2 separate regions of the Homo sapiens genome follow, and region 1 is linked to region 2. The links are chromatin loops, found by intact Hi-C in ENCODE. Cell type or tissue: prostate gland. All regions are shown on one strand. Each heading gives the region's core, and the rest is flanking DNA. Links, peaks and the distances in the headings are about the cores only. Region 1 overlaps LOC102723763 (a long non-coding RNA gene). Region 2 overlaps ADD1 (adducin 1).

Evidence for each region. Peaks named below come from ENCODE experiments on the same cell type or tissue, not always from the same donor. Only the 100,000 strongest peaks of a DNase experiment are listed, where the experiment ranks them.
Region 1: a loop joins it to region 2, with 2.9 times the contacts of the local background. A loop is called at or near these places in 90 of 110 quality-filtered maps.

The regions. Positions count from the first base shown.
Region 1 is chr4:2,762,902-2,765,801 of GRCh38, forward strand. It overlaps LOC102723763 (a long non-coding RNA gene), which reads left to right. Exons shown (of 3, transcript XR_001741552.2): 2 at 839-948. Among named protein-coding and RNA genes, the nearest start is that of TNIP2, 8.0 kb to the left of the region's middle. RefSeq lists an enhancer at 311-879 and a silencer at 1,070-1,619. In prostate gland, for the core only: a CTCF peak has its summit at 1,377 (motif pointing right); a DNase peak (open chromatin) is centred at 1,380; H3K4me3 peaks cover 883 bases.
Region 2 is chr4:2,929,344-2,932,243 of GRCh38, forward strand. It overlaps ADD1 (adducin 1), which reads left to right. Exons shown (of 16, transcript NM_001354761.2): 16 at 1-719. It overlaps SLC75A1 (solute carrier family 75 member 1), which reads right to left. Exons shown (of 13, transcript NM_001146069.2): 7 at 2,702-2,810; 8 at 2,482-2,593; 9 at 2,212-2,320; 10 at 2,032-2,122; 11 at 1,884-1,931; 12 at 1,718-1,807; 13 at 1,224-1,610. The coding sequence ends at 1,495. Among named protein-coding and RNA genes, the nearest start is that of SLC75A1, 4.0 kb to the right of the region's middle. RefSeq lists an enhancer at 2,463-2,532. In prostate gland, for the core only: a CTCF peak has its summit at 1,730 (motif pointing right); DNase peaks (open chromatin) are centred at 1,277 and 1,586; H3K27ac peaks cover 2,500 bases.

The DNA of each region.
Region 1 (2,900 bases), core at 253-2,752, 170 kb before region 2:
AGCTAGATACATTGTCGATTGGTGCATTCACAAACCCTGAGCTAGACACAGGGTGCTGATTGGTGTGTTTACGAACCTTGAGCTAGATACAGAGTACCGATTGGTGAATTTACAATCCCTTAGCTAGACATAAAGGTTCTCCACGTCCCCACCAGACTCAGGAGCCCAGCTGGCTTCACCCAGTGAATGTGGAGCTGCCTGCCAGTCCCGCACCGTGCACCCGCACTCCTCAGCCCTTGGGTGGTTGATGGGACTAGGCGCCGTGGAGCGGGGGCGGCGCTCGTCAGGGAGGCTCGGGCTGCACAGGAGCCCACGGAGGAGCGGGGGAGGCTCAGGCATGGCGGGCTGCAGGTTCCGAGCCCCGCCCCGCGGGAATGCAGCTAAGGCCCGGCGAGAAATTGAGCACAGCAGCTGCTGGCCCAGGTGCTAAGCCCCTCACTGCCTGTGGCCGGTGGGGCCGGCTGGCTGCTCCGAGTGCAGGGTCCGCCGAGCCCACGAACCCCACCAGAAGGAAGAAACTCTGAACACGTCCGAACATCAGAAGGAACAAACTCCAGACACACCGCCTTTAAGAACTGTAACACCGCGAGGGTCCGCGGCTTCATTCCTGAAGTCAGTGAGATCAAGAACCCACCAATTCCGGACACACATGGGGATGCTAGGCCAAAACCCGTAAGAGCCGGCCGGCCTCCAGGAGGGGCAGGGGTCTTCCCCTACACAGGGGTCCCGGCTCAGGGCCGCTGCCCTTCCCCGCAGCTCCAGTGCCCCGGGACCTTGGGAAATCATCCTGCTCTTTGTCCTGACCTGAGCCAATGCATTTGCCTTGTCGAGCCCTTAGGAGCAGAAAAGCGTAGGCGAGCAGCTGGCAGCCACCATCGCATTTGCTCCCGGAAGGCAAGAGGAGGCAGAGAAAATTCCAGAACCCATTTAAGCGTCTGGGACCCTGAGGTAACCATGAGCTACTGGCAGGCCGGGGGACACAGCGGGTACAGAAGGGGTCTCTGGAGTTTCGTGAGGAAGTATTCGGGCTGTGCGGCGCCGCGACCCTGGCAGGACGCTGCTGTCCCGCCAGCGAAAGCGGGGCGCGCTCAGGGCTGCGGGCAGCGGGGGTGCAGCGGGGAGAGCCAGGGCCTGGGCGCGGAGGAGGGGCTGGTATGGGACCCTCCGGGTGGGCGCGGCCCCGCGGGGCCTTGCGGCCACACCGCCACCGTGCCCAGCGGCCCCATCAGCGCATATTCAGGATGAACCCCGGACACGCGCCCAGAACCGTCTGGTGACCCAGTGATGAAAGCTCGAATCTTATAGGATCCGTATTCATTTCCCGTGGGCTCAAGCCCAGCCTCCGCGGGCGGCGCGGGCCCTCGCGGCGAGTGTCCACGAGGAGGCGGTGTGGACCCGCGGCCCCAGACCAGGCCTCAGGCAGAAGGCGAGCGCGAGCGCCCCGCCCAGCCCCTCCCCGTCCCGCAACCCGCGCCCCGACCAGCGCCCCCAGCACCTCTCCACCCTCGCTCTCGAGCAGTCTCCACGTTTGTCTCAGAGGAGACCCACTTTGCTCCCCAGCGTGGGCCCCTGAGCGCTGGGGGAAGTTGGTTGGTTTGTTAATGACAGAGTCTCGCTCTGTTGCCCAGGCTGGAGTGCAATGGTGCAATCTCAGCTCACTGCAACCTCCGTCTCCCGGGTTCAAGCGATTCTCCTGCCTCAGCCTCCCGAGTAGCTGGAATTACAGTGCACGCCACTACGCCCGGCTAATTTTTGTATTTTTAGCAGTGACGGGGTTTTGCCATGTTGGCCAGGCTGGTCTTTTTTTTTTTTTTTTTAAACTAGATGTTTCCTTTATTCATTCACACACTTAAGTAACATAGACTTATAATTTGTAACAAATAGAACAGAGGTTACACATATAAGACAAAAATCTTGAGTTTGAAAACTTTATTATCTGGCTGTTTTGTCAACATGATAATTTCATATACAACCACGTAAAAACATCTCTGGTGTTTAGATTTTTCCGTTTATTCTAGCTGTTTCATATTTGTAGACGTAGCCATGGCATGTACAGAATATGCATAGCAACAGGACTTTCATATAATATAGTACAGTTGGAAAAAAACACTATCTTGCTAGGGAGATATGTCAAGTAGATTCTAGTTTCCACATTATTTTGATTTTACTGTATTTAACTTTGTATATATTTTACATGTATTAAATGTTTTGATGAAACATTTCAAACTCTATATTAGAAATGTTGGCAAACATTAGTATCTATAAAATATAATCTGTATATATTGTATAATCTGGATATAAATATCCAGAAATCTGTCATATTTTTATACCAATTACAATGGTCAAAGTTGACACTATTCTTAAATATACTTAATGATTATCTGGATTATCTCCATATCTATTTTTGGCCCTCTTTTGCCATCCATACGTGAAGTATAATGATCCTTATTCTTTATGGCATTTTTTTTTTTTTTTTGACGGAGTCTGGCTCTGTCACCCAGGCCAGAGTGTGCAGTGGCGTGATCTTGGCTCACTGCAAGCTCCACCTCCTGGGTTCACGCTATTCTCCTGCCTCAGCCTCCTGAGTAGCTGGGACTACAGGCGCCCGCCACTACACCCGGCTAATTTTTTGTATTTTTAGTAGAGACGGGGTTTCAGCACGTTAGCCAGGATGGTCCCGATCTCCTGACCTCGTGATCTGCCCGCCTCGGCCTCCCAAAGTGCTGGGATTACAGGCATGAGCCACCGCGCCTGGCCCCTATTTTTATTTTTTGAGACAAGGTCTGGCTTTGTCGCCCACACTGGAGGGAGTGGTGTCATCTCGGCTTACTGCAACCTCTACCTCCCAGGATCAAGCAATCCTCCCACCTCAGCCTCCTGAGTAGCTGGGACTACAGGTG
Region 2 (2,900 bases), core at 193-2,692:
AGCACTTTTCACTTATTTGGGGGAGGCTTCAGGGGACTGTTCTCACCTTAACTCAGCCAGAAAGATGCCCTAGTTGTGATCAAAGGTAACTCGAGGTGGAGGGTAGCCCTGGGGCCCCTCGACATCACCGTCATTGATGGAGCCTGAACCGTGTGCTCCTCGGCAGATGCTGTTGTTGTTACTTCCCTCCAAGAGGCTGGAAAAGGGCTCAGAGCTGCTGAGCAGGAACCGGAGGGTGACCCATTTCAGGAGGTGCCGGTACCAGCCTGACTAGGTACAGGCAAGCTTGTGTGGGCCCAACAGGCCCTTGGTAGAGCTGGTGCCAGATGTGGGCTCAGATCCTGGGCATGATGGGCCGAGCCACCTCGGATCCCACTGATTGGCCAGCCGAGCGAGAACCAGGCTGCTGCATGGCACTGACCGCCGCTTCCAGCTTCCTCTGAGCCGCAGGGCCTGCTACGCGGGCAAGCGTGCTGCCTCTCTTCTGTGTCGTTTTGTTGCCAAGGCAGAATGAAAAGTCCTTAACCGTGGACTCTTCCTTTATCCCCTCCTTTACCCCACATATGCAATGACTTTTAATTTTCACTTTTGTAGTTTAATCCTTTGTATTACAACATGAAATATAGTTGCATATATGGACACCGACTTGGGAGGACAGGTCCTGAATGTCCTTTCTCCAGTGTAACATGTTTTACTCACAAATAAAATTCTTTCAGCAAGTTCCTTGTCTAAATCTGGGAAGCAGTTTTATATTTTAATTTCTTTGTTCCCATGTTTGTCTCGTGCTGAAAAGAGACCTCCTAATGTTCATGTCTTGATAAAATGTCACCTGCAGCCACGCGTGCGGCAGGACGTGCCACCCAGCACTCCTGGTGTCCCTCTCCACGGGAACTCAGGGTGTCCAGGGAACTGCTGGCCTGTCCTTGTCCCCATGGTCCCAGTCTCACTGTCACTGTGTGCTCATGTTTGATGGGGAGGGCTCTGTGCTGGGGACATCCTGCCAGGGTGCGGGGCACACTGCCAGATACCACCTGGCCAGGGCTGACCCCAGCCTTGGAGGAGCCTGCCTGAGTGAGTCCCCAGGCTGCCACTGTGCAGAGGGGGAAACTGAGGGTCTCAAAGAGCCTTGGACCCTTCCGGTCAGTGGAGCCATTCATTCAGCTCCAGCTGCCTTTCCTGGTGTGGGTAGAAGCACGGCTATATATGGCGAAAGGCACTTGGTATAAAACAAACAGGTGCTTTATTTCATCATCAGAAACCTGGTGCATAGTTTAAAAAACAAACAGAAGCCCTGACAGCCTTGGAGTGCTGCAGCTCGGAGTCACTGAAGGAGTAAGTAAGTCTGGAGGAGCTGCCTGAGCTTCCTGCTTAGGGGCCGGCCCCCACCCACAGGGTCTCCCTGGACTGGCGGGGGGTGGGGGTCAGGCAGTGGGCAGGGGCCTGACCTAGGCTCCCACTCTGCCTGGTGCCCACAGCCTGGGCACAGTGGCTCAGCTACTCAGCCTTGAGCGTCTGTGCCGGGTAACTCAGCTTCTGCAGGAGGAAGAAGGGGAGCAAAAAGAGCCCGGACCACGTGGTGAAGCAGGCCTGGGCCCCGGCCAGCCAGTACACTGCGGAGAGACGGTGGCGTCACCCAGTCCCCGAGGGGGCTGGCACTTGGGAGGCGAGGGCAGGTGCTTGGCCCCCAGCCTGCCCCAGCACCATCCCGCGCCCTCACCTGAAGCGGCCACCAGGGGCCCCGCGGCCCTGGCCAGAGCACCTAGGCTGCGCAGTGTACCCATGACCGTGCCCTTCTGCCCTGGTGAGCCTGTGGGAAGAGGCACAGTCAGGCACCACTGCCCTTCTCCCGCTCAGGTGGCTTCGGCCGAGGGAAGGGGGCTCACCATAGCCAGCGACCACGGAGGACAGGCAGGGCACCACAACGGCGGCGGCTGGTGGGAGACATCGAGGAGGTGCCCGTCAGCCCAGGGGAGGGTGCATCACCCAGCCCCTGCTGCCCATCGGATCCCCTGCCAGGGCAGGGCCACTCACCAAAGGAGTAGAGCAGCAGCCCCAGGCCCAGCACGGGCAGAGAACGTCCCCAGCCGATGAGGAGGAAGGCGGGCACCAGCAGCAGGAGGGCCTGCAGGTGGGCACGGCAGCCTCAGCACAGCCCGTGCCCTGCAGGACTCAGGGGACTGCCTGCCACCCGCTTTGGAGGGAGCCCCCTACCCGCTTCACGGCAGCAACTTCCCCGCCAGGGTGGATCCGCCGGGCATAGGCACCCTGGATGGTGGCCATGGTGAGGCCGATGAGGAAAAACATCTTCCCCTGCTGTAGGCTGGGAGCGGGTGTGTTAGTGCAGGGCACCCGGGGCAGGGCCACCCAGGGCAGGGCCAGGGCGAGAGTGGCTGCCAAGGCTTCCTGGGGATGGGGGTTGCTTCCCTGAAGCAGGGGCGTTATTTCAGGGAGACAGCAGGCCGTCGCCAGATGGGGACCCACCTACTGAACTGGAAGCGCTGGTGTGTGAGGAAGCTCAGCGTGTACTCCAGGCCCGAGAACAGGAAGAGGTAGAGGAAGTAGACTAGGCCCAGGCGGCGCAGGCTGCTGAGCCCTGGGGAGAGGTGGCGCGTGCTGAGAAGGCGACCACAGCAGGGAAGGGCGCCGCCCGGGGAAGCCCAGGGGAGAGCAGGCTCCACGCTTGGGTTGGTCGAGTCCTTACTGTCTCCAGAGGGTGGGTCCTGGCCACGAGCGACAGCCGAGAAGCGCAGCAGGGCCAGGGGGCTGAGCAGATCAGCCGCATCACGGAACCCCAGGGCGATAGAGGGCGCCTGTGGGGATGGCATTGGAGAGCCTGCAGGAGCGGCTGCTGGCCTGGCAACCCACGGACTGTGGCCTCAAGGGTCCCAACACCAAGAGAG